Linked DNA regions of Mus musculus: all the other regions are linked to region 2. The links are chromatin loops, found by intact Hi-C in ENCODE. Cell type or tissue: heart. All regions are shown on one strand. Each heading gives the region's core, and the rest is flanking DNA. Links, peaks and the distances in the headings are about the cores only.

The links. Peaks named below come from ENCODE experiments on the same cell type or tissue, not always from the same donor. Only the 100,000 strongest peaks of a DNase experiment are listed, where the experiment ranks them.
Region 1: it touches region 2 in a loop (2.7-fold over the local background); 6 of 42 quality-filtered maps call a loop at or near these places.
Region 3: it touches region 2 in a loop (2.3-fold over the local background); 2 of 42 quality-filtered maps call a loop at or near these places.

The regions. Positions count from the first base shown.
Region 1 is chr3:144,447,995-144,458,640 of GRCm38, reverse strand. It overlaps Hs2st1 (heparan sulfate 2-O-sulfotransferase 1), which reads left to right. Exons shown (of 7, transcript NM_011828.4): 3 at 4,604-4,689. Among named protein-coding and RNA genes, the nearest start is that of Gm43707, 59 kb to the left of the region's middle. In heart, for the core only: a CTCF peak has its summit at 4,816 (motif pointing left); no DNase peak of the experiment used is centred there.
Region 2 is chr3:144,564,166-144,574,811 of GRCm38, reverse strand. Hs2st1 (heparan sulfate 2-O-sulfotransferase 1) reads left to right here and starts at 4,596. Exons shown (of 7, transcript NM_011828.4): 1 at 4,596-5,078. The coding sequence starts at 4,955. Selenof (selenoprotein F) reads right to left here and starts at 4,385. Exons shown (of 5, transcript NM_053102.2): 1 at 4,013-4,385. The coding sequence starts at 4,087. In heart, for the core only: a CTCF peak has its summit at 4,716; a DNase peak (open chromatin) is centred at 4,421; H3K4me3 peaks cover 3,851 bases; H3K27ac peaks cover 2,749 bases.
Region 3 is chr3:144,687,192-144,697,837 of GRCm38, reverse strand. Sh3glb1 (SH3-domain GRB2-like B1 (endophilin)) reads left to right here. Exons shown (of 9, transcript NM_019464.3): 6 at 371-460; 7 at 884-984; 8 at 5,710-5,938; 9 at 6,306-10,646. The coding sequence ends at 6,413. Among named protein-coding and RNA genes, the nearest start is that of Sh3glb1, 28 kb to the left of the region's middle. In heart, for the core only: a CTCF peak has its summit at 5,633 (motif pointing left); no DNase peak of the experiment used is centred there; H3K27ac peaks cover 305 bases.

The sequences.
Region 1 (10,646 bases), core at 1,764-9,763, 120 kb after region 2:
ATGTAGAACCTCGGCTCCTTCTCCACATCCATGTCTGCGGGTATGCCACTGTGCTTCCCACCATGATGATAATGGACTAAATCTCTGAAACTGTAAGCCAGCCCTAATGAAATGTTTGCCTGTATAAGAGTTGCTTTGGTCATGGTGTCCATTCACAGCAATCAAACCCAAACTAAGACACACTCTTCCCTGATTTATACTCCCAGTCCAGTGGTGAATCTTCGATTGCTGAGGAATTACCATAGAAGTGAGCAAAATCTGACATTTTCTATAACCAAGTTCCATTGGTGTCCTTTTGATTTCATAGTACCAGGGATTAAACCCAGGGCTTTGCATATGCTAGGAAGAAGTCTGTCACTAAGTCCTTCTTAGTCCTTGGGAAGTGATGTCTGTTGTTGTTGTTGTTTTTTTTTTCCTTCAAGTCCTTCTTGTTTGTTTTTCTGTTGAAGTTGTTCTGTGGTAAGTGGAGAGGTTGGGGATAGAGTTGCTGAGTTGATGGGACAGTTGCCTAGTGTCTGCAAGACTGTGTCCAATGTCCCTCCTTTAACCACACACACACACACAAACACCCATATAATTAGCTAGTTGCATGGGCAAATGATTGATGGTTTTCAGTGTCTTTATAAAAGTGAAGGCTATAGGATTTCCTTGATCTCTTCCATCTCTAAAATTCTGATTCTGCTAGTCAGTTCAAGATTGCTTATAGCATAATAGTCTGCCTTTTCTTCATCTCTAAGAAACTCTTCCTCTGTCCAGCTGGAAGTAACTTTAATTTGTGAACCGTTTTTGAAATGCTTGCATCTAGTGCGCTTCAGGCATCGCTGGAGCGGTGGCAGAAGCCAGGGTCACTGCTTCAGCCTCCTCTTTGTTTTGTGTACTGCAGTACTCAGGTGCCTGTTTTATGTACTGCAGTACTCAGGTGCCTGTTGCAAACCCTGCTGGCTTTCAGGGTCAAGGTGCCCAAGAGTTTCTGTAGCCCTCAGACCTGTGTTGTTAGGGCCACAGAAGAAGCCTCATGTTAATAAGGTTAGGAGCTGTCTCCTGAGCCCACATCTTCTGAAACAGTGGTCTTCATTTGGTCCAGGAATGAGTGACACCACTTCCTGAAGGCTTATTAGAAATGCAGAATTCCAGGTACTAACTGCTTCAGACCTGCTGTGTAGCTATCTGTCTCAACAGGAATTCTAGGTGGTTTGTTTTTTGCACTTTGAAGTTTGAGAGGCCTACAGCAATCTAACCCAGCCTCCTGGGCTTCCCCTCCTGTTAAAGGACACAGGTGGGATGTGCCAGTCACCCTCAGGATGCTTCACGTCCATGTGGCCCATCCTCAGGAACGTTTGGGGGAAAGAAAGGGTGCCTGCAGTGTTCACGTGACTCCCAGTTCTGTGAGTCTCTCACATCCACTCCCTATTTATATGCTCTGTCCTGTCTGACATTTGCAGTCTGCCGCAGCGTTTCCGTAGAATTTAATCTAGCACCTTTTTCATTTCCCTCCTGAACCATCCTGTCCACAGGAGATCCCGGCTTTGGAAAACAAAGCTGAGTTTCTGAGTATGCCTCAAGCTCTGAAAATGATCACCTCTTTGCCACCCCCACCCCATGTGTGTATGGATGTACTGCCTGCATATATATATGTCTATGTGGCATGTGCATGGCTGGTGACCGCAGAGGCCAGAGAGGCCATCAGATGCCGTGGAACTAGAAGTACAGGTGGTTGTAAGCCGACATGTAAGTGCTGATGACCCAACCAGGTTCCTCTGAAAGAGCAACCTGTGCTCCAGCCACTGGGCCATCTCTCCAGCCGCTCTTTATTTTTGGTTAGAAATACTGTAGTTGGTTTTCATAGGACCCAACATAATTAACAATAACAAGTACATTTCATGTCATCGTGCAGTTTATTCTTCATTCACTATTTTGTATTTTTATTCTGCCTAGTACTGAATTGAAAGAATGAATAGGAAAGAACACAATACCTCATACACACACTTGCATGTATTTGGCTCATAGTGTCACTACCATTTACATCAGTGTATCAGCCAATAATGTAGCCCCTTAAACCTAAACTGTCCCAGAACTGTATTTCCCAGCAGACACACTAGCGCATGACTGCATCTGTCCTGTCCCTAACCCACAGCAGGCCTTCTGTAGGAAGCAGCTGTAATGCTGGTAGCCTGAGGTCAGTGCTGTAGAGTAGGTCCGTGTAATTCAGATCTAAATGTTGGTGAAAGACTGATACCTCACTGTAAGTGTAGGCTCTGCCTCCCGGGACTGAAGCTGCAGCTTGGTTCCCTGCAGTGTAGAGGAGTGGGCCCTGCCATCCCTCTGTGTCTGTCTAGTCTCCAGAAGAGAGTCCTGACCAGCTGTTGTTTATTGTACAGAGAAATTGTATAGCTGCTGGCACACAAACAGTTTAAATTAACTACTTGTTTTCTTTTTAAAAATTCTTTCTCAATTTTTTTAAAAAAATAATTAATGGACACTTACAGAATTTCTCATGTTAGCTTTTTGTATACTTCCAATTCCAGGAAGTTAGGAAGCGCTTGGGAGCTGGAGCGTTGCCGCAGCAACCAAGGATGCCCACTGCTCTCTCATAGGGCCTCAGCTCAGTTCCCTGACCCACACCAGGCAGCTCGAAACAGTCTAACCCCAGCTCTGCGAGGGGCGACCCTGTACTCACCCGCAGTCACACTTATATTGCACAAACCCACACATTAAAATTGAAAGAGAATTTTAGATACTTGACTAGCTTATATGTTTTTATTTGAACAAGCTTATATATCCACCTTTAAAAATCTTACAATCATCTTTAGTCATTTTGTTAGTCGTATTTCAATTTGCTGAGGTATAAAGAAGAATGTCCTTTAAGTGATTGCTTTTCGAATGCTGTGTCAGAGAAAATATGTAATATATAGAATGAGCTGGTATGGTGGAACTCTGTATGCCCAGGCCTTGGGAGGCAGTGGCAGAAGGACCAAGAATGTGACGTCACCCTAGATGTGCTGGGCGTGAGGCTAGCCAGGGGTATGAATCTCTGCTTGTATAATACATGTATTCATATGCACACAGAAAGAATTCTTTAGATTGGAATGTTGCTTGCTTTTTCAGTGTGTATTTTTGATAGGGGGTGTATTTTTTCTGTGTGCTGGCTATTTGTATGTCAACTTGACTTAAGGTTGGCTCATCTGGGAAGAAATCTTAATTAAGAAAACACCTCCAGAGGCAGGCGGATTTCTGAGTTGGAGGCCAGCCTGGTCTACAGAGTGAGTTCCAGGACATCCAGGGCTACACAGAGAAACCCTGTCTCGAAAAATCCAAAAAAAAAAAAAAAAAAAAAGAAGAAAGAAAGAAAAGAAAAGAAAAGAAAAGAAAACGTCTCCATAGGATTGGCCTGCAGGGAAAGGGAAAGCCCACCTTGAACAGGTGGTCCAGACTGTTTAACAAACTGAACATGTCATGAGGAACAAGCCAAGAAGTAGTATTCTTCAGGCCTCTGCATCAGTGCCTGCCTTGTTTGTTCTCTCAGTGACTTTTCTTGAGGCTGGACTGTCAGTGAAATAACCCTCTCTCCTGTGTTTGCTTATGGTCATGGTGTTTTCTCACAGCAATAGAAAGCCTAAGGAAGACAGCAGGGTCCTCTAGAGAAACAGTAGGAAGAAAGAAGACACACACATTTTACATTTGTATTATGGATGTGCATTATAGTTAAGGGGAGTGGTTTGGAGTGGATCAGGGATCAGTGGTTAAGAATACTTGTTCTTTAGATAACCTGAGTTTGGCTCCCAGCACCCCCTGTGGGCAGCTCATATCACCCATATCTCCAGCTCCATATCTTATGGCTTCTGTACATATATGTATAGAAACCTGCAGATACATGCACACGCGTCCATATAAGTAACCTTATAAAAGAGAGCGAGTGTTAGAATGTCTTGCACAGTGCTGTCTGGGTAGTCCAACAAGGGCTACCTTCACACTGAAGCCACAGAGAACCCTGAAACTGCCTAGTGCACAAGGCTCAGGGCCTCAGGAGCCCCAGTCTGGCTCTGAAGGTCTGGAGAGTTCCTGAAGAGCAACTTACCGTCAGTTCAAGTTTGAAGCCCGAAGAACCCAGGTTCTAATGGAGCAGCGGCTGCAGCGGTGCAGACAGCTATAAGATAAATGAACTCTGTCAAGGTGCAAAGATAAAGGGGCAAATACCACCTTTCCCCGGCCCTCCTTCCATCTGTGTATCCCTCCTTCATCTGTACCTCGTGCAGCTCGTCCCACTGCAGACAAGCTCATCACGAAGTCTCTTGCAGCTGTGCCAGCCGCTTATCTCTTATTGATTGTAACGCAGTGAAGATGGCAGTGATGATTTGCCCTCATGGGGGTGAAGTACACCCCTGCGTCCACCTCCCGCCCTGTGTAGACTGTGTATACTGCACTGGTCATGGCCGTGGTAAAGTAGTGCGTTCAGACTCCACTGACTGCTCTTACTTCAAACTGGCCTTCCAGCCCCATGAATGCGGGGACTGGGTCCCGTTCCTGAGTGGGAGGTCTTTTGTTGATGACAGAGTCTGCTTTCTTTCCATTGCAGTGAGGTAATGAGAATGTCCTCCTCTTTTAGGTGCGCTTTGTGAAGAACATAACCACCTGGAACGAGATGAAGCCAGGCTTCTATCACGGACACATCTCTTACTTGGATTTTGCAAAGTAAGTAGCATCCAGAATGATGTACTGAAGAGTGCTTTGTCTGTCCTCTGCCTGTGAGCAGTGTTAGACACACTGACAGGCCACTTGTACACTGATGATTTAAATATTCCTTCCAGTGCTTTACTGCCCTCTAGTGGTCATAAAAGGACACGTCTCGAGCTAATTATGACAGTTCACATTCTGTTATGTTAGGGACTTGTGGCAGTTTCTCACCTGTACTGGAGGCCGGCTGATTACTCCACGAGTGTGCGGTCAGTCAAATGGGCTCACCAGGTCACTGACAGAGAACAGAGAAACCCCCCTCAGTTTCTGGTACCCTAATATGCTTTTCCTCGAACCACTGTGTTTCAGCTTTGAAATTATGAGATATAAGGGGAGACTTTTTAAAAACTAAGAATTTTCTTTTATGTTTGAATATGATTGTATAAGTCACGGTAATTTTGTCTTAATTCTCTTAAAGAAAAGTTCAAAAGACTGCAGAATACACAGTGTTCAAGCATTCTGTGGCCCCCTTGGGAGCCCTTGCATCTTTAAAGAGTAATCAGAAAATTGGTTAAAAGGAATAGTCTAAACATAAGACCCGTTTGAACATTCTCCATGGAGCACATGGCGCTGTTACAATAAAAGCCCACACGCACGTGCTCTGCTGATAACCCTCTGCTGACTTCAGAGACGACGGAAAGTGACTGTCCACAGTGGGCATGCGCAGCCTGGTTCTACCTTAGCAGCGGTGTCTGCTCTAAGAGAAGCTCGCTCTGTCTCGGTTTCACTTTTTAGGTTGGAAAAGGAAAAGGACAGAACAGCGTGCCGTAGGGTCAGACAGTGGGACATCCTAGCTTCTCTGGAAATCATATAATTAAAGAATTGCCTGAATATTACACAATAAAGTGATATATCTTGATTTCCCTCATAATCCCTAAGATCTTTTAGTAACATTGTAACTTTCAAGTTAAGTGTACAGTTTTCTATAAATAATTCATACTGCAATATTGAAAGCATTTTATAGGCGGCTTTAAAATAAACTAAAAATTCTCTCTGCAGAGGCCCTGAACCAGTTTCCTAGACTTCATTCACATGTGCGTGTTCCCTGAGGGCTACGCTACCCTTCACTCAGAGTGTCTTACCTTTCACCTAGTGGTCTGGGGCTTTTCTTTCTCTACATGGCCTGGATTCTAATACTGTAGGTTTTCATTATTAAAGTTATACATTGAGTGCCTTGGCTTTGGGCACAGTCTTGTATGTAGAACAAGGCTCTGATGTTCACCGAGGTACTTGAACTTGAAACGGATAAAGCATTTTAAAGAATAATCTTATTAAACACTGACAGCCACACTGGGTTTGAATATTTTCATAGTGGCTCATGTTACTGGAAATAATAATATATTGTAAAAATTTTAATAGAATGACAATTTTAAATAAATAGCTAAATGGAATCAGTTAGAGGAAGTTGTTTGATGTGTTCTACTGTATACAGTCAAGAAATATTGTAGATGTGACCATTCCTTAGCTTGATAGTCATAAACTCCATGATTGAGGAAGGAAGAGAGAAACATCATTTGCCAATTTAGAGTACCTTATTCTTCAAAACATGTTATTGAACTGAGTGTGGTGGCGTATACCTGTAATTTTAGTTACCAAGGAGACTGGTACAGGAGGATTACATGTTTGAAGCCAGCCCAGACAACTTAGCGAGATCCTATCTCACATTTTAAAGTGAGGGTTTAGGAAGACGGCTCCATGGGTAAAATTGCTTGGATCACAATTGTGAGGACCCAGGTTTGAATCCCTCGAACCCATGTGGAAACCAGGTATGTAGCTCAGGCATCTACATATGGTCCCAGCACTCATGGAGAGATGTAGGGGACAGAGGCGGCTCACCAGCCAGTGACTGCTGGCAGCAGCAGTAAAACCCTGTCTCAAAGGAGTGGGAAAGGAAGGATGACAGGAAAGATCGTCCTCTGACCACCGTACACCGTGACACATGTACTCCTGTGTTCACACGCACAGCAAATGCACAACACAGCTAAATGATTTTTTGAGTAAAAACATGTCTCTTGAGCTGTGGCTCTGTAGTAGAATAGTCACCTAGTTAGGATAGAAGCCCTGGGTTTACTCAGTCCCTGTACCACCACACACAAAATACTATATGTGGGTGATTAAGAGCACTGGCTGCTCTTCCAGAGGATGTGGGTCAGGCTCCCAGCATCCACGTTGTGCCTCACAGCCAGACATGGTACACAGACATTCATTCAGGCAAAACACCTTACACATGAAATAAAGAAGGTCTCAAGAAAGGGCAGAGAAGGAAGTACAGGTTCCTGCGTCCTTGGCTCGGTGTGATTCCCTAAGTTACTTGCTGTAACTTAGAAAAAATGGTAAATTCGTGGGGGGGGGGAAAGATGTTTAATTTTCCAATTTATTAGACAGATAATAAAAATTGAAACATAGTTGAGTTTTCTGGAGACTCAGGGAAAGAATGTGGAAAAACAACAAGTGAAAGATCCTTTGTGTTTGTACACTCTAGTACAGACGTCTCGATCAAGTCCTGCCTTTGTATTTTCTCTACAGTATTAGGATAGAAGAAGAGAAATGTCTTTTTACCTAGCGGCTTTGATTGGGGTTCTATCATGTGCCCTTTGTTTTAGCCTTGTGGTTTCCTGAAGCACCTCTAAGTGCTCAGTCCTTGTTTGTTTTCTTCCTAGTGATAAGCAGTCTTCAGAGAGTTGAGCGATGACAAATTAATGCCATTGACTTTAACATTCCTTTATATAGGGTGGACATTTTCAAGATGCCAGGATTAATATCAAATTGAATAGTTGTAGTTCTTGACTAAGGATAGGTTCATCAAAACCCCCTTTCTTTCTGGAGTGAAGAGACTATGCCTTACTAAAATAGACAGTATTTATAACGGTCCTATATAAATGTATGTTGTTCATGTATCAGTAGCATTTATTGAATAGGAGTTGCCCTAATAGATCAGTTGTCCTTGATACCACAGCATCATTATCAGTGAGACGAGCAGATGCCAACAAGTCACTCATTTTTTGAAACTAAGCAAAGGCAGTCTGCCACTAGTATGAGCCATTTGTGGCCAAGAGTCCCACCTAAATATGTACAGCACGAGATATGACATAAGACTGTTTCTCGCCAGACTTAAGCCAAATGAATGGCTAGCAAGAAGGCTCGGGATAAAGGCGCCTGTCCCCATGACCCACGTGTGAGGAGAGAAGCTTTTTCTGCAGTTTCTCTGACCTCACACAAGCACAGCACACACGGCACAGCAACAACAATAATGGTTTAAAGATTGGCACTAAATCTAATGCACTGCAGAAGTCTCGGAATGCAGTTTTTCCCCAAGGCTGTCTCCTTCCAGCCCCATTGCCTCTCTTTGAGACTCCAGCCAGTAGATTAGGCTCCTTGCAGATGCCCTGCGTGTGCCCGGGCTTTTAAAGCTGTTCTTGGTTATTTCCTCCAGCTATGCACGTGTGCTGGTAAGGAAACGATTCTAGTGTTGCTCCTTTTGTGCAGCACATAGCTGACATGCATAGATGTCTGAAGTGTCTTCTAGAGAGCCCGCTGGGCTGGCAGGTAGATGTAAGTGTAAATGTGTTGGAAAATTGTCACCTCACACCAACCAAGTGGACTCCTCTTTCCAGGGGGATCATTCTTGCCGGTCAGTAGTTTACTCTCCTTGAACAGAAATACATTTCTACCCTTCTTCCCTGGCCAGGATTGACGGAAGAGTCTCCAACCATGGAACTTGCTTTTCTCCCCATATAAGCTGTATAGTCAGCAGAGGTTAAACCGGTAAACCCTGTTAGCTTTGTCTCTTACTCGGCTGCGCTGTGTGTCCCAGATGCCATTTTTACTGTGCCCATTTTCTGTTCCAACCCCTTGCCTCCAGTTCTTTATGCCTATATAACCCTTCCGCAGGTACAAGTAATGGTCCATTCCTAGTTTCAGAATGAGTTCACTGATCATCTCATTAAAGTTTTGCTTCATACATAACACCCAGAATGTTGTCAGACAGCTGTACTTTGAGTAGAGAAAGGTTTGTAATATGCTGTGTCCTGTTTGCTACCCCACCCCCTGGTCCATGTGTCCAAGCCTAGGGAGACAAGGAAGAGTGCAAGCATTCTGGAGTGAGGTCTGGCTCACAGCTAATGGGACATAGAGGAGTTTCCCAGAGAGCCCGTCTAAGGGCCGCCGTCTAAGGATGCCACCGTGCCCTGTGTTCTCCCTCCTTGCAGCTTCTCTTATGTGACTGTCTCTAAGCTGAAGTGTTTCCTGTGTATTGCTGGATGTTCTCTCACAAAACAGCGTGACTGGTTAGATCCCATAGTCTGTCCACCCCAGCTAATTAATTCCTAGCCCCTGTGTGCTTGGCCATGGCCGCACTTGTGATAAAGTCCCAGACAGATGCACAACAGCCACAGCCATTCTGTAGCCTCCCCTACTCCTTAGGTCACAGTACTTGCTACACAGTCTACAACACTCGTTTCCTCTTTAATGGTTGCTGCTCTCTGGACACTCAGAAGACATCGTGCAGCTGGGGCAAGCATTAGCAAGACAAGCCCAGAGTTGATTTTTACTGAGCCTAATAGCTCACAGGTACCGCAGGTGTCTGACAAATAATAGCACTGTTACACAGTGGTCATTGGGGGTCACAAGAGTGTGTCACAACCCTCTTCATTCTGAAACAGTAGCCACCCACCTCTGAAAAGATGAATCATCGGACTTCTCTACTGGAATCCTCCAGTGACCTCACACGTGACTCACAAAAATGAATGCTTAGAGCGGTCTGCAAGGCCCACATGCCTGCACTCCCCAAGGCCTCCCAACCTCTCATCGCCATGTCACCTTGTACTCTCCCTGATGCTTCCGCCAATTCTTTTTTCTCCAAGCAGCCAGCACTAGAATCTTCAAGACCTTCATTCTTAGGGTTCCCTCTTCTCAGAATGCTTTTCCTTACCACATATCTGCATGTGTCCCTTGTATGTAACATCAGTGATGGTTTGGTGGAAAGTGGCTCTGGGCTGTGTGCGTCCTCTGGCCCCGGCCCTGGTACCCTCCTCTTGTCTCCCTGACATGCTGCCGTCAGTATTTAGCCATCAGAGCTCACCGATACGCACTGTCTCTGCTGCCAGGAAAATGTTAGCTCCAGAAAAGCAAGGGAATAGGAGGAAAAGCCAGCCAAGAGCAGCATCGTAGATACGGGTGAGCAGAGTGGCTTATGGGATGTGGTGGACGGGCAGCTTGCCTAGAGTAGAGTTCAAGAAAACAATAAGGTGGCATCTAAGATGTAAGACCAACCAATGTACGATGACTGAGGAGTTGGGGCGCGGTTGGCGCCATTGTTATTTTCATGGTGCTAGGGATGCAGTCTAGAGCCCTGGACATGCTAGTCAAGCTGTATCCCAAATCCCAGACATTTGGGGTTGATTTCAGCTACCAACGAGATTTATTTCAGGTTTCTGAAGAGCAGATGACTAACAGATGGTGTTTTAGGAAAACAGTTGAGAATTGCCAGGTGAATAGACAGGGGAGACCCTGGACACAGGACAGCCACCCAGCGCATTGCTGTCTTCTATGGGCACTGCAGAGGTCAGGTCCATTTCCTTGGGTTTTGGTAGGGGTTGTTCCACTTCTCTGCACTGCTGCTGTGCATCGGGCAGGTCATCCTCCTCCCCATTTTGCAGGCGAAGAGTTGCCTGGCGTTGAGTCCGAAGATGTGTGTCTCAGGCTGGTTGGTTCTCAGAAGAGTCTCAGTGTAGTGTTGATACTGCTATTTCAGCTAATCAACGTTTGTTATCTTCCTATGAGGCTTGTGGGGTGGTACTAACAGATAGAAGGCAGCTTTCTTAAGAAAGCTGGGCAGCTACCCTTATAGCTGGTACAGTACATGCAGCTTCAGGCACGGGACACCTGCCAGTTTCTACTGATTACATGGTAGGAGG
Region 2 (10,646 bases), core at 1,359-9,358:
TAACCTCTGGAATTCAATGATGCATCTCGGTTAGATCACTACTGAGAAAAATACCAACAACTGTAACTGTGCCATCCACTGCTCACAAGATACACGGAGAAGAGAGTCAAGCTGAACAAGGACTGCAGACCAGTTCTGAGGAGCTTCGTTAAAGAGCTTCTTCAGGTCACACTATAAAGTACTGTTCTAATCTCTACACATGCTCGGAATGTATTTCCAGGTTAAGTCATTTGCTATTATCCCAGCTGTCATCTCAGGGAAATGCTGTTAAGTGCACTGCCACTAACTTGAAATTAGAGGTACTTAGAGGTGCAGACACTGAAACAACTCTCAACTGAAGTATGAGCCAAGTCTCCACTTCAAGGCGTCATGAAGTGGCTTTATTCATTCCTGCGGTTCCAAAGCCGCACTGTGTGACTTTCACCCCTGACAAGTGCGCAGTTTACGTGGTCTTTTCACCAATTGCAAAATCCAACAATTTGCCTAACTTTTTTGGTATTTCCAATACGTCTACACACCCCTTTCCATTGCCAAGGGTTTTGTTTCTTATAAACACAGGTCATTGCAAACAGCAAGCACCACCACAGGGAGTCACGGCATTTGAGGTGACCGCCTACGGTCTTCACCAGGCATCTCTTTACTTTGGGAACTGACCATGGTTCATCACCACTTCACACAAGCTGCAGGATCCTTAACAATGATGGGAGGAGGAACTGGGAGGCTGTTTATACTTCACAGGCTACAAGTGAACAAACCGAGACAGAGAGGAAACTGAGGGAAATGGTGCCTATGTTCCCTTTGGCTGCACCCTGATCGGCAGGAGAAATGGAGGCTGCAGGACTGTGATCTGGCTAAGACCACAGGATAGGTGAAGCATGGGGTTATAACTAGCATGAGAGAATATGAAAGGGAGAAGTTAAGACTTGGTAAGTTCTGCCTTTTGGTCCATCTTTTGCGACAGTCTTGTTATATAGCCTGGGCTGGATTGTAACTTGCTACATGTAGCCCAGGTTAGTCTCAAATGTCTGATCCTCCCATTTCAGCCCCCTGAATGCCGTGATTACAAACAGCAGCTCGGATTTCAAGAGGCATCACCACGCCTGGCTCTCACTTTTTAAGTCTGGGAAGTAGATGAAGTTAAGCATTGTATTCTGGGTAATCACAGAGAAAAATGGAAAATTAAGAATCGGGGTAAATCAATTTGATTTAGATGATAGTTATTAAAAGTTAAAATTTGAAAACATTTACCTAATGTTCTTTTTAAAACTTAAAACTAAACAGCACAGTGTCATGGAGAGAGAGAAAGAGAGAGATTATAGAAGCTGTTTTGGAGAATACTTAAATGAAATAATATAGTTCTGACTAATGACCTATGGTCTTATTTGTATTTTATTTTTCTAAGATAGTATGTACTTATTTGTGGTCCTCATTCACAAAGAACAGAATGAAGTTGACACCTGCCCTAAAAAGGTTTCATTCTAGAACTTTGTATCAAGAATCAAATAATTACCAGGAAAGTTTTCTGAGTGTCAACTAAGGTTGAACCTAACATCTGGATTTCAACACTTCAGTACCATCAACTGTCAATGATGCTTCCAGTTGGGACCACTTGTAACAGACCCGTAGAAGTTAACTGGACTTGAGGGTCAATAATGACTTACAAGTAGGCTCCATCTGTCCAGGATATCCGACCTTTGCTTGTAGATGCCCCAGTTCACTCAGGAAACATTCCACTTACATGACAAGGTACTGTCTTCCCCTCCATGTACGTCAGTACAGACAAAAGGTAACCAGAAGCAGGCACTTCTCTAAGGTGAGATCCAGTCAGCACACTGGGAAAAGGAAGTCTCAAGAAACAATAGACAATTGAAAGGTACCTGAGAGATCAGGTACTGACCACCACTGATGCTGATTTCCTGGAGGAGATAAATTCTTAGCTGAAAACTGAAGGCTGAGGGGTGGCAAGATGTCTCAGGGGGTAAAGATGCTTGTCGCCAAGCCAAGGACCTGAGTTTGATCCTTAGAACCCACATGATGGAAGGAGGTTCAGATGGTAACTAGACGACAATCATTTTTATGGGTGTAGGAGAGACAGCTTCTGAGAGAACGAAGTAAGTGAAATTCACTAGAGCAAGTGTCTCCTGCACAACCCAGCCTGTTTGTTCTCTCAGTAGAACAAGCAAACACCGGGAAATAAGCCTGGTAGACAACTTTAAAGACAAACTCTACCTTAAAAGCAAGTGGGAGTGTTTAAGCACAACAGCTTTAGATTTCAGAGATGTTGCTCTAGATGGTAAGGGCAGAATGAGAAAGAATTAGATGTGGAAGCCAGTTAATGGATCATAGGCAAGCCAATATACTGGCCTGAATAACCAAACTCAACCCAAATGTGCATAGAACACATGTCTAGCTTGGGCAATAAGGAAGTTGATAAAGGCAATTTTTACGTAAGAGTCTCAATGCAGAAAGAGGCAATTCGAAGAAAAGCCAGTGGGCTGTTATTTTCAAGAAGAAAGGTCTCATAGTATTGAACTGGTTTTCAGGTATATTTTGGAAGTAAGAATAAGAAAGGCTAGGTAATTGCCAGTATATGCAGTACATAGGAAGGAGTCAACAAGACATCTGAGTTTGAAGTTAAGATTGGGTGGACAACCACCATGGCATACAGGTAGCCATAAGTTCTTCCTACTCTAGTCCTAGCATGTACTGACATTTCTTTGCAATGCAATTCTGTCACTCTTCCCATTCGGCTGTGGAGTTGGGAAGAGTTGTTCACCTGTGGCGTGGTCTGGGGACTTACTCTGACAAGTCTAATGTGATGGAGTTTGGATCTATTTACACAGTGGGAGGATCTGGCTTTCTGTTTTTAGCCTTGTCTCCCAGGAGGGAATCTGTGATCTCCATGGCAAGGTCTTAAGAGGCTTCTGCTCTTTTGGAGTATTGTCCTGAGACGGCTGTGAAAAAGAAGTCAGTCATTTACTGGGAGATGAGTTAGCAGCAGAACTGAGCGGTCCCTGTTAATGGCACTGACTAGAACTACAGTAGCTTTGGGTTTTTAGTTAAATTCACCAACTAGCTCAAACAGTGCATCCATGAGGGAACTGCTTCACTAACATAAAGGATGGTTAAATTGTTTAAAAACATTGATTGGCAAGGGGGTGGGGGCAGGTATTTACAAAGCCATAGCCTACTGAGATTTTGAAGATAGTTTGAAAACATTACTCCTTTGTTACTTTTGGTAGTGGTAACACATTCAAACGACTACAATGGGAGGGAAAAGCCAACAATTTACTTATGTTTCCAGTATAAAAGTTTAAAGGGATGTTCCCTAAGTGTTTTCTGAAGTACCAGATGTTTCAAAACAACATTGTATTGCAATGTAAGACGCTAAGAATCCACTCTTTGGACAAAGTAAGAAAAGCAGAGACAACGTTTGTGAACTATAAGACCTATGAAGAACAGAGTATTTAGAGACCTACGGTATAATTTTAACTTTCCAAAATCTTGGACAAATCACTTAAGTATCCTAAGTACAAAGACATGTAAATATGGGTGGAAAACTCCCATAGAGGAATTTACCAAAAATACAGTTGCTTCATGAGTAGCTAAGTAAGTCAAAACCAGGTTAACTCCTTTCAGAGATTTAGAACCCGTGTCGTCTGGTTAACGAGGAAAACCGCTTGTCTGGACCAAAACCCTTTAAGGTTTGGGAGTTTGTAAGCAGCGGTAGTTTCATTCACTTGTGTCTCACTCAAAGAAACGTCCCTCCTTTCTAAGCATTACTGACTATGTACCCTCTGTGCTCTGAAAAACCGATCCTAGCTGCCTGAAGCGAGGAAACCATCGTCTCTAGAGCTCCGGCTGGAATTCTGCCACGTTTCATTCCGGATGGAAGCGGCCGCTAAGGCAGCCCGTTCCACGGGCGGCTCCCAAGCGTGGCCCCGGGTTTGCCCTTCCACATCCGCGCTCTCCGACCAGCCTTGAGGCAGCCCCAGAGGCGGTCCACACTCACCGCTTGAAACGCAGTCGCCAGCAGCAAGCGCAGCCCCAGAGCGGGCCGCAGCCACCCACCCTGCCCTGCCGCCATCCCTGCGGTCTGCCGTCAATCTTCAGGGGTCTGAGGACCCCTGTGCCGGGGACGTCCACTGCACTGCCTGACGCGAAACCCGCCGCGAAAGGCCACTGCTACAAGCCTATTATCCCACAAAGACGAGTGTTAGTTAGGCGACCATGGGAGCCTGTAAGTGATCGATTGTTAAACAGTCCTCAGGTTCTTTTAGAGATTCAAATTAGGCATTTTCCTAAACTCCCCACACCGGGGCTTCTTATTCACGACATTCAATCGGCTATCCACGAAGCCCCAGCTCGGCCATCAGTAGCCCCGCCTCCTCCAAGTTTACCCAATCGGACAACGCCTTGCTTGAGTCCCGTGACAAGGAACCCAACCGTAAATCGAACCGAAAGGGCGAGAAGCGGCCTCTCTTCGGACCAATGAACACCACTGTACCGGAGGATGGGGGTGGAGCCTCTGGTTGCCGGGCAGCGTGCGTCAAGGCGTGCGCGTGGTGGCCGAGGGGGAGGGGAGGGGGCGGGCCGAGGGCGGCGCAGCCGCAGCCGCATCGCCACCGGAGGAGCGCGCGGCCGCGAGCGACCGAGGGAGGGAAGGGAGGAAGCGAGGGAAGAGGGCGTGCGGCCGTGGGGTCCCGAAGCCAGGGGGCAGCGGCAGCGGCAGCGGCAGGAGGGCGCCAGGGCCGTCGAGTGGGCCGGGGAGAAGCGTGCACCAGGCGGCCGGCGCTGGCTCCCGCGGGCGGGAGACCGGAGAGGAGGAGGGGGTCGCTGCGGCGCGGCAGTCCGCGCAGCTCCCGGGTCGGGGTCTCCTCCCGGCGCTTCGGTCGCCCTCGGGGCCCCGCTCCCCGCCCCCCGCGGTATGTCTTGATCGCGAGCGGCGGGTTTCATGGGGCTCCTCAGGATTATGATGCCGCCCAAGTTGCAGCTGCTGGCGGTGGTGGCCTTCGCGGTGGCGATGCTCTTCTTGGAGAACCAGATCCAGAAGCTGGAGGAGTCCCGGGCGAAGCTAGGTGAGGCAGCCGAGCGGTGCGCCGGGGCCGGGCTGGCGGGTGGGCATTGCCGGCTATAGCAAGTGGGCTTCCTCAGGGGGCCTCGGAGAACCTCGAGAGCTGGGACCCGGGCACGTCGAGCTCCCGCCACCGGGGAGGGAAGCTGGGCTGATGAGCTGCACGCGCGAGGTCTCTGGCCAGAGGGCTGCCCCGTCGGCCCTTCACTGAGAGAGGGGACCCAGGTCTGCCTGGAGCTGGTGCTGCTGGAGGACACAAACGCTCCCTCTCTCTTCTCTTCCAAATCGTTCTGCAAAGCCCCAGTCATGTGCAGAGATGGGGACTGGAATTTGAATTAGGGGCACCTGGGCACAGGATCCTTTGGGGATGGTGGTCGTGGGGAGATTCGTCGCGGGGAGATGGGTAGAAATGGAAGGAGACTCCGGGAATGATGGGGAGTGAAAGCGGCTCACCGTAGTGAGTGGCAGGCATGCCTGAGCCTAGGGCAGTAAGGGACCTTAGAACTGACAGCTTTGGTAGGCTGGCGGTGTGGGACAGCGGAGCCGATGATGGCACGAAAAGGAGACATCTGGGGGACTGAAGTTCTTTATGAGTGACGCTAAACTGGTTGATTTGGGCTTCAGAGTGGGGTCGTAAGTTTAGGCTGATTGCATGTACAAGAGGGGAACGTTGAGGGTTTGGAATTGCAGGGTTTACCTTGTGAAAGGAAAAGAGTGGGGAGAGTGAACCATATGGGTCTCTTAAAGCGTCTCTCTCAGTGCCCGAATGGAAAAGGGTGCTTGAAACACAAAATTGGAGTGCGAACTTGTGCAACAGCAGTCGAAAGCGCGGATAGTCGGGTGCTTCCGGATAGTGGAGAACTTTGGTATTTGGAAGTGCTCTGGAGACAGGGACTTAATCATTGACGCGTTTTGATTTAAAAATGTATGTGACACTTGAAAATCAGCTCAGAGAATGTAATTTGAATATGGGAAACAGCTTTTGCATACACTTTGACCTTGCCTGTTTCTTAAACACGATTTAAAGTTACCTTGAGGAACAGCTAGATGCAGCTTGGGGGTGCGGATTAATTTTCAAGAAAAGAAGTACCAGAAAAGAATTTAAATTTTATATATAGTAGATATTTCCAAGTTTTTGGTAGATTTTAAGGAAGCCTTGAACACATTTTAAAGAATAGTGTTATAAAAGCAAGAATCGTTTGATTGATGTCCAGCTCCGTGTGAAAGAGAAGCCAAAGGTACTTGCAGTCCAGTCCTCCTTTCTAGAGTGAAATTTGAAGAACTACTGAATGTATGTACTGGATTTAGAAAGGTTTTATGTGCTAAAAGTTATTCAGTTTAAATATTGAAGGTTGAACAGTATCTCCTTTTGCCTTTCACGTGGCTCATCTGTACAACATTTACAGTCAGAGTCTGGCCTCATTCATGATCCAGTTTTACAGGAAAGAAAGTGACTCAGCTTACAATAAATTAAAAGTTGTTAAAATGAGCACTTGTATTTACTATTTCTTCAATTGGCTTTTGGAATTCTCTAGCTGTAGAGGCTCAACCTGATTGAATGTGCCTATTGTCTTCCTGACCTAACAGTTTCCTCTCCAGCGCTTGGAAGCTGTTTGTGGACGCCACCAGAATAGCTGAGGATATAGAACACCACAGGTAGAACCATGCGTACCCTCATAGTTTTCATAAATGGGAAAAAAAAAGTCCTGTCAGGAATAAGTGCGTCCAAATGAGTATCTATGAGGGAAACAGCAATTATGCGCCAGAATAAATAATTCTGAGAGATAGGCCAGGGCTGACCACGGTGGGCCAGGCCTGTAGTTCAGTACTCTAAAAGCTGACACCCCAGGATGGTGAGTTCAAGACCAGTATGGGCTGCTGCATAGCATTATCCTGTCTTAAAGAAAAAAAAAAAAGAGAGAAAAAATAGCTTTCAAAGTAACCCAGAGATGCCGGCATGACAGATAATATAACTTTATATCAGCTCATTAATCTTCTGATTAGATTTTTTTTTGTAAATATTTTTATTTTTAAAAGACACAGGTGTTATGTTGTGTTTCCCAGGCTGGGCCAGAACTCCTGGCCTCAAGTGTTCTTCCTTCTTCATCCTTGAGAGAAATTGTAAATGTCCTTCACCTTGCCTCCTTCCCACTCCCACCCCCTTATAAAACCAGTATTGCTTAAAAGTCAGTACTGAGACACTGACCGTTATCCGGACTCCCCAGGAAAGAGACAAAAGACTCAGGTCGTGACTGGATAACTGTTGTCTGTGATATTCTTATCTAATCTTCCAAGAACTCCAGAGATAACTATTTTTCAAATACAGAATAATCCTTAAATTATATGATCAGGCCAGGATTGTATCACCAGTAAGTAACTGGTGGAGTCAGAATTGGAAGGCAGGTATGTTTGCTTCCTAATTGAGGACTCCTGTAATTACACAAGCGGTTTGAGACTTTGTAGTGGCATTCTACTGCAGTTGAGCTCTTTGAATAGCATTTATAAATTGTGTTATCGATGCATATATTGCTGAGAATGAATATTGTTCTGAGAAAACTCAATTTCTGACACAAAGGAATTGCTATAATGCCTTGCCCTTTGCTTATATCCATGTAATGAACGTAATTATATTACTCAGCGAAATGGGCTAAAATAGCTTGTTCCTGCTATTGAAGAAGAAAACCTTTGGTTGTTTGGTGTAATTGTAAGATGCAGCATTAAAAAGCATTTTTATTTTGGCATTGGAAGGCTATTGAACATTTTACCCTTAAAAATAGTTTTTATAGTTTTTTTTTTTTTTTTTTTTTTTTGGCTGTAGAAGATTCCAAAGGGTTGTAATGTCTGTTAATGACCGTAATGCAACCTGGTTAAAGTCAACAATATAGATGGGGAGATCTATCTCCAGTATAGCAATAGGTGTATTCAAAACTAAGGCATCGTTACTGGCCTCTTGGGAAATTATCTAAATAGGAATTCCTAAAGCTCCCAATATTAGTTTTCTACTTTATAGTTTATTTTTTTCTTAAAGGAAATATTCCTGCAGCTTATTGTTATATATTATCTTCCAACTTGCTTTTTTAAATTTAATATTATAAATCTTTTTCATGTCATATCTGACATGTTCTGACTTATTCTAATAGCCATCTAATATTCCAAATTATGTATGTATCCTAAATTATTATGTCAGTAATAGTTTGTCTCCACAACTTCCCCACTTTTAAGTCTTGTTATTTATTTTCTTGATATTATAAACAGTGTTGCTGGTATCTTTAGGTGATGTTTGAATAGGGGGTATGTCTGGGTCAAGGAAACATGTTCCTTACCAGTGTTTACCCCAGAGGTTAAGGCACTGGATGTTGCCAGAGCACACACATGCTCAGGTTTACATTTCTGACACTGAGGCTGTGAAACGATGCTGTTAAGTCAACTAGTAGTTCCTTAGTTTGTAGTTAAGCCTTTTACGTTGTTTATTGCTTTCTACTTGTTCTTGTTCATTTGGATAATTTACTACTTTTTAGTTATTTGGGTTTTTAAATGTTAATGTAAATAAATCATTTGTTCTTTATATCTGCTCTTTTCTAAGTCTGCCTTTGTCTCAACTGTGGTATAGTTTATACAGAAAGGTTAAAACTTTACACAAATCTTAACAATGTAGGCAAGTAGCTTTCATTTGAGACTTTGCTGAACCAAGGTAGTATAGTCTCTGTACTTGAGTAGAATACTTTATAGTTTTTATTTTATATTTGCCCTTTAAACCGTTTGTTTATGCACAGAGATTTACTGTGTTTTCTGATAAATAATCATTTATGGCAAATGTATTCATAAATAATCTGTCTTTTCTCATGTAAACCCTGTTATTCCTATGCTAAAGCTTTGTGTTCTCTCAGCTCAGTTGGTTTCATAGTCCAGTCTTTTTCATTAACCTGAAGTTCTTTAGACATCAGGAACATGTGTGTGTGTGTGTGTGTGTGTGTGTGTATGTATGTGTGCACATATATACACATACATATGCATACATCAAGATGTGTGAATTTTCTAAAACTATATATAGCTCTTATCAGATTTATAAGGGATGATGTGATTCCCTATACTGGTTTAAAAATAAATCACCAATATTTAATAGTTTAAGTAACCCAAGACAGAAGTTTTGAAAACCATGCGCTTCCAGGTCAGATTCTTGGATGCTGCTACGCTGCTGTGATAAACACTTGCACACCACGGGTCACTTTTTGAATGCAAGCACACTGAAAGCTTAGGCTCAGCTCCAAGCGATTACTCATGGTACATAGGAACCCGTAAGGAATTTAGGTAGAGATTTGGGTTCTCTCTCTTAAGTTACCTCTGTAAACATTCCAAAGTCAGAGAAACACTTGGGGTTCTGAGTTTGTGTTTCGGCCTGTAGATATTAGCTGGTAAATAAAGCAAGCATAGTTTTAATAGTCATGTTGACAGCCTTTGGCTCATTGTTGACATGTGCAAGATAAGGACCATAGTTATGAAGAGCTTTCTCTGGGAAGTTACGCTTGAAAACGTTATTCTGAAAAAATGCATTCCTGATTGTCTGGCTAGATGGTTATGTTCAAGATGGTGTGGTTGTAGATCATATACCTAATTTTCTAACAAATGTGAAAGAATAGAAGCGAAAATTAATGTAGCCGTGACTCAGAACTGTAGCCTGCTGGGCATGGTGGCACACGCCTTTAATTCCAGCACTTGGGAGGCAGAGGCAGGTGGATTTCTGAGTTCGAGGCCAGCCTAGTCTACAGAGTGAGTTCCAGGACAGCCAGAGCTACACAGAGAAACCCTGACTCAAAAAACCAAAAAAAAAAAAAGAAGTTGCTGTTTGTGAAGAATAGCTAGGACTCTCAGGAGTGTGCCCATTGCTGGTGATGACTGATGGAACAGGGTCACAAAAGCTGCTTTTCCTACAGAATCAGAGAGTTAAGACCTTCTTCCTATAGGGCGTAAACATTTTAAATAGCATATGTGAGTCACACATTTATGAAGCCACTCTGGGCTTATGGATGTGTGAGGGTATGGTCCTTTGAGTGAGGAACATGGTTCCATGTAAATTACGCAGTTGTTGACTTTGGTGAAAATTGTTAAGTACTGTTGTCTCAAAATTCTACCGAAGAACTAATTCCAGGGTCACCGCTGAGACTGCTGTTTTGGGATTTGGTAGTTTTCGAGAAATGCTTGAAACTATGCAGATGCCACCTGTAGGCAAATGGAGCAGTAGCTACAGGTGAGAGGTCTTGATTATCAGGTTAGCAGGGAAACAGGAAATTTTAGAAATGCTGGTTTGATGCGTCACTTACCGAATCTTGCTGAAGATGGCCGGAAACATCACTTGAAGTAGCTGATCGCATGGTAATTCCAGGTGGTCTGTTTCTCGTCCTGGTAAGCTTTCTAATAGTTCTGTTTAGCATGTAGTAAGACCAGGTTGATAACAAATATCCAAACACTGTTCTCTGGGAAGCACTTCACAAGAGCGGATGTTCAGAAGAATTTGATAGGGTTCACAATAACTTCATTATTCACTGTTTTCTCTCCACCCACCAGCGCCTGTAGT
Region 3 (10,646 bases), core at 1,108-9,107, 120 kb before region 2:
ATAATTTGGAGTTTTAAACATAATACTGCTTTATACTTATAAAATGTGGTACTCTTATGATTTTGTAAAATACTCAATTCAGCAAAATACTAGAAAAGGTACAAAGATATCTTGACAGTCATAATGTGTCCAACTAATGCTTTGGCATGGGTCGAGTGCTGATAAAGGATGGGTTGTGTCAGTTGTGTTTGGTGACACAGGTAGGTCTAGAAACTCAAAAACAGTTAAGACATACACAAAAGAGTTGGTGTATCATCAGACTCTAATTTGGAGTATATTGGGAATTTCTTTCTTTTCTTTTTTTCATTTTGGTATATGTAAAGTGGACTGAGTCTTCTATTGAGAGCCTAACAGTATGTTATAATTTCAGTCTGAACAGGAATTGAGAATAACTCAAAGTGAATTTGATCGTCAGGCAGAGATTACCCGACTCCTGCTTGAGGGAATCAGCAGTACACACGTGAGTGTTACATCATTGCCCCAAAAAAAAAAAAAAAAAAAAAAAAAAAAAAAAAACGCTGAGACAACCCCAGGCAGCTAAGGAGGAGCATGTGCAGGCGAGAGCTTCCTGTGGCATTTACCTCTCAAGGAAAGCTGAAGAGAGTTTACAAGGATCTGAAGAAATGTGTTCATTTTCTCTCACATCTCACCACACATTTTACACATTGCATAAATTTTCCTGCTGGTTTCTATTGGCTAAACAAAGTTTGTCAACATATTGTTCACCAGTAATTCATCTTAGTAAGTCTGATAGGAGTACCCCAGTAATAAGCTTTACAGTAGGTTGCCACCGCTGATTCTCCCTTGTGACAGTGTTAGCCTTTGTTCCCCTTGGCTTGTAGCACTTGAACTTCTGAGAATGACCGTAACTTTTCCATTGCAGGCCCATCATCTCCGCTGTCTGAATGACTTTGTAGAAGCCCAGATGACTTACTATGCACAGTGTTACCAGTATATGCTAGACCTACAGAAGCAACTGGGAAGGTAGTGTCTCCCTTTCTATGTGAAAGTCATGATAGGGGGAATAGGCTCAGTGGGGAGCACTGGCTGGGCACACACCGCAGCATGGATCTGTTACTGCAACACCAAGCTGGGAAGCGAAGCAAGAGAGTCCACTTCCCAGGCCAGCCAGCAGGGTCAGGAGGGAGGGCAGCGGGAAGTGGACTGAATGAAGCAAGCATGACACCTGTTGTACTAAAACTCTACTCTGCTCACTAACAACAACAACAAAAGACATCATTTGTTTAAGTCCTGATGAAAGACGGTCAAATTTTTTTTATATGTGAGGGCTGGTGACATGGCTCAGTGTGTAAAGGCTCTTGCTACCAAGCCTAATGACCTGAGTTCAATTCCCAGGACCCACTTGGAAAAGGAGAGAACTCCTAAAAGGTATCCTCTGAGCTCCACATGACCTCTACATGCCCACCACATGCCCACCATGGCACATACACACATACCACAGAAAATAAATGAAATTTAATTTTAAATATTTAAGTTTTTTATGTATAATCCAACAGCAGGAATGAAATTTTCTAGAACAGTTAAAGATTCTGTTAGCTTGCATACAGTTGCCTTTTTTGTTATTATCAGACTTCTGAGGTAACATCTTTAGCATTTCTAGCACAAAATGATGTTACCTGAAAAAGATACTGAGGCTTAACCTCTCTCTTACTACTGAATACTTTTGCTGTTTGTTGAGGAAGATAGACATGGCTACATTAACACTTTATTCTTAAAGGTAAGTTAATTCATGTTTGTTAATTTTGGAATAGTCCGAAGACCCCACGCCCCTTACATAATTATTTTGAATATGGTAATATACTTTAAAGCAAAATGATATATAAAGCACATAACTGAATCATTTAACTATTAAATATTTATAGAATCCCTGCCTTAGGTCGCAAATGTATTCTGGACTTACATCAGCAAACAAGCCAGGGTACTTGCCTTGGGGAAGCTTATATGTAAGGTGACATTTTAACAATGTATGTAGGATCTAAGAGTATCTGCCATGGATAGACCAGCCACGTAAAGTGGTAGAAGGAGCAGGGTGCAGTGAGGACATCTAATTATGGCCCGGCTGACTCCAGATGAGTTTCCCAGCTGGAGTTATTTTAGTGAGAGTCATATAGATGCACAAGGCACGGATAAATGTTACAGGCAGACAGGATACAGGAGAGATGAGAGAAGCAGCGAGGGAGTTTGGGTAATGGACAATACTTTGATTCTAGTGAGAGCAGTGGTTTAGTGGGTAAGGAATGCGGCTGGAGGTGTGGACTGGGTTGCAGCATGAATGGCCATAAAAGTGAACTGTAGTAAGGAGTCAGGTACTCACAGAACCATTGAGCAAGAGCAGTGACGTGTGAAGGAAAGACAGCAGAACTTACAGTTTAACAAGAGAGTGTTGATCCTGCACAGTCATCCTTCAGATTTAGGTCCACTCTAAAGTTAGGCAACATCACAAAGCTAAGTTTGGATCTTCAGAATAAACTGGCAGAAAACTAACAAATTAGTGTTCTGGTAGACCTGCATGGTTTACATTTCTACATACTTGGTGTTTTAGTAATCGTATTCATGTCTGAATGCAGAACAATTTAAACCCGAGAAACCTAAACACTTCCTTCCCACTTGCCCTGAGACTCTGCGAGTGGAGCAGACGGGTTGTACTTGTACATACTTAAGCTATGCTGTCCTGGGCACACGGCCATGGAAACCCAGCCGCATCACTGTACTCTGCAAGCACCTTACAGAGTAGAACCAGTGCTGTCCTAGAGAAGAAAGTCCGTCTTGCCTCTCTACCTTCAAAGGATTGCATTACTGTGACAGGAGTAGAGGGAATGTTAACCCTCTAGTTTCTTCCAAGATCCTTTTCCAAGAGAGGGTGGGATGTAAGGGCATATGCCTGCAGGCTTGTAGTGAGACCCAGGCGGGCGGGGCCAGCCTGGCAACATAATGAACCTTTTAGCTAGTTAGTTACTTCTTCCTTTAGGTTTTACTATGCAGACCTTAACAAATAAGAAAGCATCCAGACTGCACTAGCCAGCCCAAAGCTATTCCTAGAGAAAAAAGGCATGTTGTGATAGCTGTGTTGATAGTAGCAGCTGAGTAACTCTGTCACTTCTGTAAGGGCTAAAGCTGTGCCCAAACACTCCCCACACACGTCCTGCGTGTTTCATAGACTTTGCTATCTTCACCACCACACAGAATGGGCACTGTTAGTCATAAGGAAGCAAGAACCAGGCACACAGGTAGTGATTTTTTTAAATTATTTTTATAGTAATTAAAAGGCTTTAACCTTTCAGCACTTTTGTTAAAAATAAAGATTCCGTAAGTCTGGGCTCTGTGGTAAGGTGGCAAGCTAGAGAGAGTGCTAGAGTCCTAATCATGGCACAGAGAGTTGAATCAACAAGAGCAGCTGGCAGGACAGTGGTGGCGGCGTTTGTTATCTGAGATGCTGGCAGAGGAACTGTGACAGACTGAGCAGAGGCTCCAGGTAGCTCTTTGTAAAACACAGCCAAAGGGAAGAGCATCTGCAGGTTTGTTCCTTTAAATCCAGAGCTAGCAGTGAGTGGCTTCCCAGGTAGAGGAGAAGGACGGACTAGACTGAGAGCACATGGTTGTATCGGACAGAGGGAGGGATTGCGAGACTCGTCTCCGCAAGACACAGTTCTGTACCTACAACAGGATCAGCCGCAAAATACAGGCAGCCATCAACAGTAGGAGACTAGGCACCACTCCCTCGCTGTTATTAGTCCTCTTCACTAAAAAGGACGAAGTCTGTCATCTGGCTGCAAGGCTTTGGGAAGAATGGCTGGCATTTTGAAGGTAAATGAGAGGCTATAAAATGGTCACCAGGAAAACACGTGAGTTTCCTAGACCTAATGTACAATGCCAGGCAGCATTGTAGACCAGTTTAAGGGGTTTTACTCACAAGTATAAGACAGCAACAGAGATTTTTCTTTTTCTTCCAACACAGTGGCTGCACTAGTACTGAGCCCGTGTGTTGGGGAGAATTTGCCAAGTGAATGTAGTGATGTGAGAGTGTGCAGGCATGGCGTGGTTACCGTAACTCACTCTGGACACAAAGGAAGGCTAGCCTGGTACTGGCAGGCTGTGTAAGTGGAATTATTAGAGGAAATGTGATAAAGAAGACAGTAGAAACTATGCTGCTTCACCTTGCATTTTCTGAGATTAGTAAGTCTAGATGGGTGGGAGGCTGAGGATGGGCAGCAGCTGGGACCTGGTGGGAATCAACACAGAAGTTCATGAATATAAGAGGCTAAAGTTTTGGAAAAATTGTCTTGCATGGCTATTAAAATCACCAAGAATTATATATAATATCATTCCACTTAGTCAGGAAGTATATTTTAGCAATGAAACATCTTCAAATGTTTGCAACAAAAGATGGGACAATATATGGGAGACTGGTGTGAAGGTCTAGAGAGTTGGTTAGGGAAGGGTAGAAATGGGAAACATAGGGTCGGTCCCTGCACTGTTGACCTCTGCAGTCAGACAGGAGCAGGGTCAGACAGAAACATGAGTCATGCAGGGCATGTTGCTAGTGGCTGACTGGTTCTAGGCAGGACAGTGGTCATAAGGAAAATTTTGTCAGGCTATATAGATGGCTCAATGGTTAAGAGAACTTGCTCTTGAGAAGACCTGAATTAGATTCCCAGCACCCACATGGTAGCTCACATCCATCTGTAACCTCAGGTCCAGGGGATCCAACAGGAATGTGTAGTGCACATACATACATGCAGGTAAAACATTCATGCACATAATGTAAAATAAATAGAAAAAAATGTAAGGACAATGTTATTTTCCGAGGCATGAATTTCGTACTGCTTAACAGATAAAAGGCCTCACATGTTTTTATGACTAGCTTGATTAAAGCATAAGTATGGGCAGGGTATGTGACTCTGTAGAAGAGCATCTGCTTGCACACACAGGCCTGCTGCTTCAGTAGGAAGCGGACCGCACAAGCAGCTTTAAACGCATTGGAGACTCTACACTATGTCACTTCTTTATTGTAGGGCTTTAATTTTTCCTTTAAAATTAATAGAAAAATTACCTTGTAAAATTTGCTATATTCTCCTATTAAGTTTTATATTTCATCACAACTATCAATCATAATAAATTAAGTTGAATGCATTTTCTCTAGGTCTTTGTGCCCATAAAGTAATCATAACACTGGTTATTCTTAAAATAGCAATGCTGAACATGCTAGACAGTACATACCTGTTCCTGATAGGAAAATGTGATATATTGGCTTTATGACAAAGCTCAGGCAACCAAATATTTCCCAAAATAAATAAATAAGGAAACTTCACTTTTACAATAGTACCTACTATTTAGCTTTTCTTTGTTTTAACAATTCACAGAGAAGAAAAGAGATTAATCGTGTGGGGGGGTGGGGGGGAATGTATATACTTAAGAATAAACATCCACACATATATACCCCAGAGAGGAGTGTTAGCCAAAATGTTCTTTAAATTTAAGTCAGTAAGGAGAGACAGCTTTGAAGTATTTGAGTACTGCCTTCGAGGGAAGAGAAAAGCGACCATATACTTCCTCACTAAAGGACATCTTTCCAATGAGGAAGTTGGTAACTGGTGACACCAAGTGGTGAAAGTGAGGAACTTTAATCACTGGAAGAGAGATAAGTAAAGTTTCTTTTTTTATTTATTTATTTTTCTTTTTTTCCAACAGTTTTCCATCCAATTATCTTTCTAACAACAATCAGACCTCTGGGACACCAGTGCCATATGCTTTGTCAAATGCAATTGGTCCTTCTGCCCAGGCTTCAACGGGTAGCCTTGTAATCACCTGTCCTTCTAACCTCAATGACCTTAAAGAATCCAGCAACAACAGGAAGGCTAGGGTCCTCTATGATTATGATGCTGCAAATAGCACTGAACTGTCACTCCTGGCCGATGAGGTGAGTGATATTTGTCCAGGAAGAAAATTAGATCATAGACAAACATACCTAGTCTAATATTAGTGCAAAATGTAAATTTCTCACTGTAACTTGGAAAGAGTTTATTATGAATGTTTCATGAATTTCAGTTGTTAATATTGACAATTTAAATTTTTATTTTATATATTAGATTAATAGAAATAATGTTTTAAATGTTTACACGTTTTACTTATATATAGAACTGCCACTGATAAAATCCATAATTTTTCAGCTAAATGGATATTTTAAGTCTTTAAATAGTGAATAATTTAAACATTTAATGTAAATCTGATATTTGCTATATGCCTATGTTAATATAGTTAATAATTGGAAATATTATATTTTGTAGGTAATCACTGTGTTCAGTGTCGTTGGAATGGACTCCGACTGGCTAATGGGAGAGAGAGGAAATCAAAAGGGCAAGGTGCCAATTACCTACTTAGAACTTCTCAATTAAACAGGGAGACCACGAGAGGTTACCCATCACAACACCATATTTATATAAATAACTCTAAAGCAGGTTTAAATATCTTCCAATGTTAATGTCATAAGAGACTGAAAAAGAAAAATTATAAGCCATCAGAAACTGGCCATTCTGCCAATAAAACTGCATGGTTAATCCTTCATTACAGAATCTATGTTAGCGATTTCATGACAGGAGTGTTTTCTTAAACAATTCTCTTTCTACTGAGGTTTTACTAACAAGCAACTTCTACTTTTGAGCCCCAACTTAAAAATGAAAGGATTCTTTTCTACTGAATTTTTCATTAACAGGAAGCTTTTTCTTTTATGCAAAATAAATTTATTGTGCATGATACCAGTGACTCATTTATTAGATACAATAGCCAAAGAATAAAGTAAAAACTCCTTTTTACCTTGCTGCCCAATAGGAATCAGATGACTTAAATACTAGGCCTTACTAGGGTCTCTTGGCTTTGGAGTTTTGCTTGGTTTGGGTTGGGTTTGGTTTATTTATGTTTATTACACTACTGGATAGTTTCTTTTAAACCTGAGTCTTGAAAAGTATTACCTTATTTCATAATTTTGTTAAGATTGCAGAACACTGGGGACAAATTCATTCACTAAGAATAATCTTCAGATTATTCAGTTGCCAAAATTTGATGACCAATCAGAATTGCATCCATTGAGAAGATACTACACTACAGTAAAGATTTGTTGTTGAACAATGATTGTGTATAAAATACAGATTGGTGCGACAGCCTTCATTATAGGCCAAGTCATGCAGTGGATGCAGTCTGTCTTCAGCAGGATCTTTGGTTATGTGGCGCGCGCTCTGGAGGTTGCTAATGACACATTTGGAACTAGAGAATTGCTGTGAGGACCATGCTATCCATCAGCAAACGTTGCTGTGAATTGCCAGTTGAGGAATTCTTTGGTTAGGTCTTCATGTCTCACTCGTTCATCATCCATCCATTCAAAAGACATTTATTGAGGGCCAGGTACTTTGTTGATCAACTAAGTACACCTCTAACAGGATTGATATTGTGATGGAAGAAATAAAAGTGTTGTGTTTAGGAATTACCTGGTTTGGGTCTGAGAAGTCAGAAGTAGAATCCCACGTAGAAGGAAAGACTTGTTTTGGGCCTAGAACCAACAGAACATAAAATTGTCCAGAGTACCTTAGTAGCGGAGTACAAAGGTGTAGTTCACTTACTCACAGAGTCTTGTAAACTTTTGAGCCCTAAAGTACTATTTAAATAGCACTTTAAAGCATCCATTTGTGTTAAGAGCTTGGTAAACATGGAAAACTTGGTTCTTGGTCTCAGCATTAAAAACCCCTTTCTCTGCAGTCAGATAAATTCCTCTGCAGTTTTCTAGTTCTGTAAGACTCTGACTTACACTTGAGTTACATACTTGAGGGACTCCAGAGACAACTGAGATGCTAGTGTTCTAGGGAATCAAGTGAATGAGGTTTGTTGTTCTTTTTCTTCCTCAGAAAGGAAGTTTTATAGCCTAAAGCGCCATCTGTTATATTTGTCCAAAATTAGGTTTTGAGGGACTATAGAAATTTGGGTGACTTTAAACAGCAGCTTCAGTTCAGCAAATTCAGTTTATGGGAAATAGATCAGTGCAGGAGAAAATATAAATATGGACTGAATTGGTTCTGGTTTGTATCCTCACATATTGGGCTCCCTGGAGTTCAACTCAGATTTAGAGCTGCCATTTTTTATCAGTATAATGGGAATAAGCATTGTTACCTAGCAGGAGACTATTCCACAAGTATTACTTTGTGTTTTGTGCTTTTAGGCAAAGACCTGGCATATAGTACATATGCTGTAAGCCCAGATGTCCTTTTCAGTCCCTGACACATGGGCAGTGAGGAACATGTCTGACCTCTGTGCTGTGCTTGCCCCCTTCAGCCCATTCTCCACCTCCCGGAAACCCGAGCAGAGCCTCCTCACCCCGCCCACACTCCTCACCCCGCCCACACTCCTCACCCCGCCCACACCCCTCACCCTGCCCCACACGCTCCTCTGTGTAAGCTCTGTAGCAGGACCCGGTGCTTCCAGCAGGAGTGCTGGTTACTGAAGATGCGCTTAGACACAAGAGGACCCACCCAGGCTGTAGTGCTAAGAGGAGCAAAGGCGCTTTCCTTGTACCTTTGTCTATTATCGATCCAACGTAATCTTTAGGCCTGCTCTTTTGTTTTCATTTTTTTGTTTTCATGAGCTTTATTGTTTGGTTGGGAGTTTTCTTTAATTTTGGTTTTGACTTAAAGTTATGAGTTTAGTTTTTGCTCACGTAAAGGCCCAAGGAAATTGTGTATCATAGAAGAAAACTCTTAGAAAACCCATTAATTCGTGGTGTAATTCAAAGTTATTTAAATAAACTCTTGGCGCCTGAGCATAATTCAGTAGCACATTAATGAGTGGAGGGTACATATATTCATAAAATAATAAATGAGATGTTTATAGGCCCTCTACAAACTGAAAAAGAAGTGGATTTTAACTACCTTTGTCCTTAAAGGAATCTGACCCACATGGTTATAGTTAAAACATTTTTTCATGGTGCTAATCAAAAAAAAAAAAAAAAAATTCGTGTTGCAGGAGATGAGGTTCCTAAAATGAGAATGTACCTCACTCCGATGGAACAAGGAAAATAAGGCCTAAGCCAGCATCCCCAGGTTGCCACAGCCCATCCTTCATAGCAGGAAAATAAGGCCTAAGCCAGCATCCCCAGGTTGCCACAGCCCATCCTTCAAGCAGGAGCGAAAGGAAGCTAGTGTTAGTCAGGAAGGATGGTTCTGAGGAGAAGTGGCAGCGGGGAGGAGAGAGGGTGGCACAGACTTGTTTATGCAGAGAGCTCTCACAGAGGACTGCTTTGTCACACAGTCCCAGCACCTGAAACTTTGCAATGAACTGCCTAGTGGCACAAGCCAGAGTGAAGAGCTGTGGAGGGGAGCTCGGCTCACAGCCAGATCTGCTTCACGCCCTCTGCTTCCCTGTGTGCTTCCCTCCCTGTCACATCATAAAACTATGACGTAAGGGAAAGTTCACACGAGACTTTAAACCAGCCGTATCAGCATTGCTGCGAACTTGTTGAAAATGCTAATTGCTGTTTTCAAATATTCTACCTTATTTATACTTTTGTCTACACGGGCCTGTGGATTAGTAGCATTAATCTTCCCTGTGACCGCTTTTTAAATGTTTTAAGACAAAAACCTAATTTTACTTTCTTTACTGTGTTCTAACTATTAATTGTAATTATGTTGTTATTTTTATAATTTATTTATTTAGCATGTAACTGTCACTTTAGAATGTAGCCTTTCTAAGATAGAGACTATAATTCTGTTAATCATAAATCACTCTTAGCACACAGCTTGGCTCTTATATGCTCAATAAATACTTGTTGGGTAAAAGGGAAAAAAATGCTAATACCTGTGTCTTCCCCCACAAAACCTACTGAGCCAAATTCTGGAAGCAGGGCCCCACAGTTGTCCAGGAAGCCATTTGCATGGCCCTGCGGTAGTCAGTTGTAAGAACCACCGCAGGGCCGACAGAAGTGGCCATTCACCCTCAGGCACCAACGATTGACAACACTTGAACATTTCCCCTTGCCTCTGTTAGCCTTACCGCCACCCTCACTGGTTGAGGTCCTTTCAGACCCGTCTAAGAAGTGGGTCCGAAGGTAGAAGGATACAGTCAGTGTCAGTGAGGAGAGGACTGCGTAGAAGAGCAGGGCCTGGGTGACAGGAGTCTGGGAATGTGGACCTACCTCTACAGCAGTGTTCTCACCTGTGTCGTATGACCCTTTCACAGGGCTCGGCTAAGGTCATCGGAAAACACAGATATGTATTTACATTATGATTTGTAACAGGAGCGAAATGACAGTTATGAAGTAACAGGGAAAAGAATGTTACGGTTGGGGTCACCATAACATGAGGAACTGTATTAGAGGGCCACAGCGTTACACAGGCTGAGAATCACAGCTCTAAAGAAAGTGAGCTCTAACCACCATACTTCCATACAGTGCCTTTGAACTGGGGTTTAGCTTCAAGACACCCTGAGAAACCAGTGAAGCAGTATTAGACTAATGTATGCACACCTCTGTACCTCAGTCCCTAAGCTGTAATCTAACTCCTACGACAGTAGACTTTTTAAGAATTGTTAATGCTTTTTTATTAATACAAGTCATAATATGCTGACAAAAAGAAAAATTTTAGAGGTTA